Linked DNA regions of Mus musculus: region 2 is linked to region 1. The links are chromatin contacts, found by Hi-C or POLR2A ChIA-PET in ENCODE. All regions are on one chromosome and are shown on one strand. Each heading gives the region's core, a stretch centred on a gene start or an enhancer-like site at or near the end of the contact. The rest is flanking DNA. Distances are from core to core; before and after follow the strand shown.

Evidence for each region. A loop is a pair of places that touch in the nucleus more often than their neighbours do. ChIA-PET counts read pairs that join two places held with the same protein, here RNA polymerase II (POLR2A).
Region 2: a map of left cerebral cortex shows a loop between it and region 1 (3-fold over the local background). The contact joins two enhancer-like sites. A Hi-C loop is called at or near these places in 9 of 37 maps with a recorded cell type or tissue (gastrocnemius, heart and left cerebral cortex). POLR2A ChIA-PET finds 5 or more read pairs at or near these places in 1 of 5 experiments (Patski).

What each region holds. Positions count from the first base shown.
Region 1 is chr5:64,288,693-64,291,392 of GRCm38, forward strand. All of the region lies in intron 14 of Tbc1d1 (TBC1 domain family, member 1), which reads left to right. Among named protein-coding and RNA genes, the nearest start is that of Gm38634, 33 kb to the left of the region's middle. Within about 2 kb of position 1,324, at least 1 of the 3 ENCODE cell types and tissues checked has a DNase peak (open chromatin) inside an H3K27ac peak, as active enhancers do; it is heart, where a contact is called at or near this core.
Region 2 is chr5:64,366,032-64,368,874 of GRCm38, forward strand. No RefSeq gene overlaps it. Among named protein-coding and RNA genes, the nearest start is that of Gm43837, 10 kb to the right of the region's middle. Within about 2 kb of position 1,545, at least 1 of the 3 ENCODE cell types and tissues checked has a DNase peak (open chromatin) inside an H3K27ac peak, as active enhancers do; it is heart, where a contact is called at or near this core.

The DNA of each region.
Region 1 (2,700 bases), core at 74-2,573:
AGCCCTTTATGTGAGTATATAGTCCAGTAAAGCCAAGGCTGAGAGTTTTGTTTTGTTTTGTTTTGGCTTATGAGTACAGCTGGGTCGGCCTAAACCCTGAAGAACTTTAGGTTAGATAGCACATGAACCAAGAAGTAAACGTTTAAGGCCAGACTAAAGCGCGTAAGGGATCTTCGGTGTGACTTCTGTGTTACTGTGCAAAAGGTGGGAAGCACTTAGTGGCTGATTTGTTTTCAAAAATTGATTTACCTCGGGGAGATTTTAATGGCTAACATAAGTGAAATAATGCAAACGCCGTCTCCATCTCTGCATTTTCTCTTGATCAGGAGTGCTTGTCTTTCACTGGGCACGGGGACTTCATTGTTGAGACTGGGTCAGCCAGGCTGCCCCTGAGCTCACTGTATAGCTGATGCTGCCCTTGAACTCTCGAATCTCCCTCCACTTCTGAGTGCCGGGGTGCCACAGGTGTGCCCCCGTGCCTGATTTTTGGTGGTGGTGGTTTTTGGTGCTGGTAGCTTGTCTTTCTGGCTTTTGTGTTGTGTGTTGTTTAGTGCGGAGGTTGGACTAAGGGCTGCATGCCTGCGGGGCAAGTACTCAACCATATGGACTTTATCCCTGGTCTTCTGGGGAGATTCTTAAGTACCCAGGCTGTCCTCTCACAGGCCAGACTCATGTGAGTTCTCCAAAACTGGGATTGCTGCCACATCAAGACCAGGCAACCTCGGGTGACTGGAGAGCCTGTCACCACTTGGTGGCAGTGTTTCTCCCTGGTCTTGGTGGCTCTGCTCTCCCATCCCCAAGAAAGAGCTTGCTTTCTTCCCCAGTACTGTTGTGTTTGAGTTAAGATAGTTGTCCTTCTGCCCACTTGTAACTTATTTGAATAGGGAGTTGTGGGTTCTGTAGGACTTTATGGGACTAGTCTCCCTTTCTTCAGGGTTTTATGGCAACGGCAGAAGCAGGTAGTGTCCAGTTGACAGATGTGATTATTTTTAATTTCTCCTCTTTGAGATGGGTCTGGCTCTGTAGTGCTACTTGGCAGCCTGTGCCCTAGCCTCACAGATACTGGAGTTCCAGGCATGTGCCACCTCCCCTGGCAAGATTGGTTTTCCTTCAGTTTTATTTAACTTTGCTTTTCGGTGGTGAATAAAGATCTGTCTTGAGATGGAGTTTTCAAACCAAGGATTTGATTGTTCATGTGAAGTTTTTGGTTTTTTGGTTTTGTTTTGTTTTTTCTTCTGTTTTGTGTTTGTTTTTGTATGTGTTGTCTTTGGCATATCATCCTAGAAGCCACTGTGACTGGCCTTGGCTGGCTGCTCCTGCCTGCACTTGTTAACACTGCTAAGGCAGCCCTGTCAGCTTTTCCTGATGCACCTCTGGAATTCAGACAGCAAGTTCGACCACTTCTGCTTGCTAGCAAGGCTCGAGGAGTAGAGCTGAGGCTTCTATACTGCAGTGTGGGAGCTGGGGGTCCTGGGAGTCAGGTGACCAGGACTTGATTGCAGCATCCAGCTGCCAGGGACTTCCTCCTTAGGGTCAAGTGACTGCTCAGAGCATGCCCCCAGGACAAAGTCCAAAGTGGACGTTTTGATTTGTCATTCTCATTTTAAATTTTGTGGCGAGGACAGGGTCTCACATAGTTCATACTGGTCTTGAACTTTGTGTAGCTAAGGCTGTCCTTGAACTCCCAATCCTGTGAGTACTGGAATTACAGATGTGATTTTCTTCTCTAGCTTAATTTGTTACCATTCAAGGTTTCAATAAGCTGTTGAGTTTAAATAAGACAATGGCAAGAAGTTTACAGTGTTTTCAGGGGAATCAAATCTGTGGACTTAGTGCAGTCTGGTCTGAGTATGACCAGCACAGAGGCTCCATGTCCTGTAGGTACTGTTCTGTACCCCCAGCTTTCCCTCCCGTGAATGTCTGCTGACAGTTCCTACTGCACCAGCCTGCTGGCCCCGAAGCTCTACACCCTCTAGCGTCCCTAGGTACAGGGATGGCCCCGAAGGGGAGGGCAGCATGAGCTCTGGGAAGGGATTCTTTCCTTGGAAAACACAGTTTATTTTTACTTACAAAGCAACTCTATTGAGATATATTTTGTATACTGTACAAATCACCCATTTAAAGCCCACAGTTCAGTATTACTATTTTTAGAGATGCAGTCAGAGTACTGAGCAGCTATTACTATAGTAATTACTGTAGTACAAGTTAAAAATCCTTAAATCACTAGATAAAGAATTTTCTAACCATCACTTCTCAGTCCATTGTCCCCACCCCTAGCTGACAGGCAGCCACTAATCTACCATGTCTCTGCAGATTTGCTTATCCTGGACACTTCCTGTAAATGCATCCACAGAATTTGTGGTCCCTCTGCTGGCTCCTCCCACTTCTCATGATGTTCTCTAAGTCTTGTGTCATGTCAGTGCCTTATTCTCTGATGGAAACTAATGCTCCGACCTGTGGACATGTTACATTCTGTTTAATGTCTCCCAGTCAGTAGACAATGTGAGTTGTTTCCACCTCTTGGCTATTAAGAATAGTGCTGTTCTGAGCATTGATGGAAAAGGGGTTTTGTGGATGATCATTAGTCAGCTATAGGATGGAACACAGGACCCCCGATGGAGGAGCTAGAGAAAGTACCCAAGGAGCTGAAAGGGTCTGCAACCCTATAGGTGGAACAACAATATGAACTAACTAGTACCC
Region 2 (2,843 bases), core at 295-2,794, 78 kb after region 1:
CCATAATGCCACAGTTCTACTGGATGAGGGCTCCATCACTTGATCTCATTTAACCTTAGCTTCCAAATGTCCCACCCTCCAAAGGCTGTCGTATTAGGTTTCTGCTCTCGTAACACCACACAACGGGAATTAAGTTTTGGCATGACTTTCAGGGAGAACACTCAAGCCACAGCACTCCTGTTCTGGTGTATCCTGAATACAAGGCCAGGATCATCCTGCTTGAGGTAACTCTACATCCGCACGATCCTGGGTGGGGTGAGAGCAGTGACTGTCAGTCAGCTTCCTGATGTGCACTCCAGAACTCTGAAGAATAATTGTAAAGGAAGGGCAGGCTGCCCAACAGCGACCGAATGGATGACTGAGGAGTGGACGACTGGGGAAGGCCCTGGAGGGCTTGAGAGAACATGGAGCTCTATGGCTTACAGACACAAGTTGGTGGATGCAGTTGTGAGTTAAGCTTGCCTTCCGAGTGACACTGACCTTGGTCATGCAAGTTGCTGGGGCTCTAAAAGAAGAAAAGATTTTAGGAAAAAGAAAAAAAAACTTTTAAGAAATGCAACATTCAGCTGAAACTTGGAAGAGGAGTCTAAACATTACTTTGGCTCGTAGCTTAGTGCACGAAAGTAGAGTGAGAGACCAGTTCGCAGAAAAGGGTTAGTTTTGAAACTCTACTGTGTGTAAAAAAGACAGCCAGAAAGCAGCTCAAGTCAACCTCATGTGTAACCGCAGCATCAGAAAAACATGAGGCAGGGGCAGTTGGCAGGAGGCATGTCTATCTGTCTTCCATCAGTCTGTCTATCTATCTATCTATCTATCTATCTATCTATCTATCTATCTATCATCACTTAACTATTACAAATTTACCCCCATGAAAGCAATAGGGGCAGAAACCTGAGTTTTGTGGGTCTCTGTTATGGTAATCTTCATTCTCACCTTGGCCGGATTCAGAATTACATAGGAGCCACTCTGTGACTGTGTTCCCCAAAGGGCTAACTGAGAAGAAAATAGCCCTAAATGTGGGAAGCACCATCTCTTAGGGTCCTGGACTGAAAAGGCAAAGTGGGGGTGAGGTGGGGTGGGGTGGGGGAGGCTGAGCACCAGCTTCCATCTCTCTGCTTCTTGACCACGGTCTCCTGCCTTGCCTTTCCTGCCACAACAGATCGCATGCTTCCCTACCAATGAACTTTTCTTCTTAGGTTTCTTTTGTTAGGGAGTCTATCAGAGCAATGAGAAACATAACAGTCTCCTGATGTCATTTTAAGTGTTATCTACAACAGGGAGAACTCTGCTGTCCCCCTCAATGACTAAGTCAGGCTTACAACTTCTGGGTTGGGTTGAGGCAATTAAAAAAAAAAAAGCCTTTGAATTGGAAAAAAAAAGCCTTCTTTCAGATTTTAGCTTTTCAAGTCTAAAGTAATAGTTAAACACCGAACCGGAGTTAACCTTAAATCTTCTCTTTTCTCTCTTGGCATTGACTCCCTCCTCCTGGAAGTCTGCCCTGGGAAGCTTGCTCCTCCTCCTCCCCTCTCTCAGCTCACCTCCTCCCCTTGCTGGGCGCCATTCCCCTGCATGCCTGGAACGCAGCCCAGCGAGGAGAGCGGTGACAGAACAAGAGTCTTCTCTCACGTGTCAGGGTGGCCCAAGCCTTTTGGGCTGGGCAGCTGGCCTCCCTGGAGAGACCTGGCAGCCCATGAAAGCTGACCCTGTCAGAGGCCTCCAGCCGGGCAGCTTTCTCTGTCTATCCCCTGACTTGGGCTGAAGAGTCTCTGTGCCTCAGGGTGGCCTTATGTGACTCCTTCCCCAGCTGCAGGGATTCTTATGGGCTAAAAACCAGCCTCTTTCCATTGAGGTCTTCTGTTCAGGCCCACAGGTCCCAAGGCCATGGTGGCCTTACCAGTGACCTTTCCCACGGGGACCCATATCTGATGTGGGGACGTCTCTTGCTCTGTCACCAGTGGTCATCACTAACATTTGAATGTCACATTACCCATCACTGTCCTATGACCACATCTACTATCTAGTGACATTAATGTTCACCGCCACCTGCAGGACAGGTGAATCTGGCAAGCTGTATCTGTGACATTGGCTCTAAACTTCTGCCTGCCGTTTGTACACCATGAGACACCACATGGATGTTTCACTTACCACTGACTCTGTTGCAGAAGCAGAAACCAGGAGAGTGAGCCTTTATAGACCAGGAAGAACTTACCATGAGGCTTTGAGCAGTTCAGGAGTATCTCTGGGTCTCAGTTTTCCCAACTAGCAAATGGGGTGGACTTGTTATCATCTGGGTCGTTTCTCACACTAAAATTCCATGACCTAACCCAGCTCTAGCATAAAGAATGGCATGGAGGGGTGTGGAACTAGAGGATGAAAGGACTGCATAGGATCGTGGCCACAGCCAGGCTCAGAGAGACTGGTATAAATGCCCCTGAAATCTTTAACATGACAAAAGGTTAAGTACATACTTAAAATGCCTTGAAATCTAGGTCTTTGATAATTGCTTCTTTTTAGCTCTAAAGAGAAGGCTCAATAACAGGAGAGGCTTCAGCACATTGTTTCAAGCGAGACCCTTAAAACATTTGCTCTTCTGACTCATTAACTCCGCACCAGAAATAGATTCAAAGAACCCATCAGAAGCATACACAAAGATTTATTCACAGGAGTGTGATTCATGGTCATCTTCATGGTAGTATAAACTACAAGCTACTCCTTTTATTCCATCTGTGCTCACAGGATACATCCTCAGAGAGGGTTTCCAACTGCACCTGCGTCAGGTCTGGGGAGATGGCTCTGTTGGCAACCTGCTTGCTGTATAAGTGTGAGGACAGGAATTTGGTCCC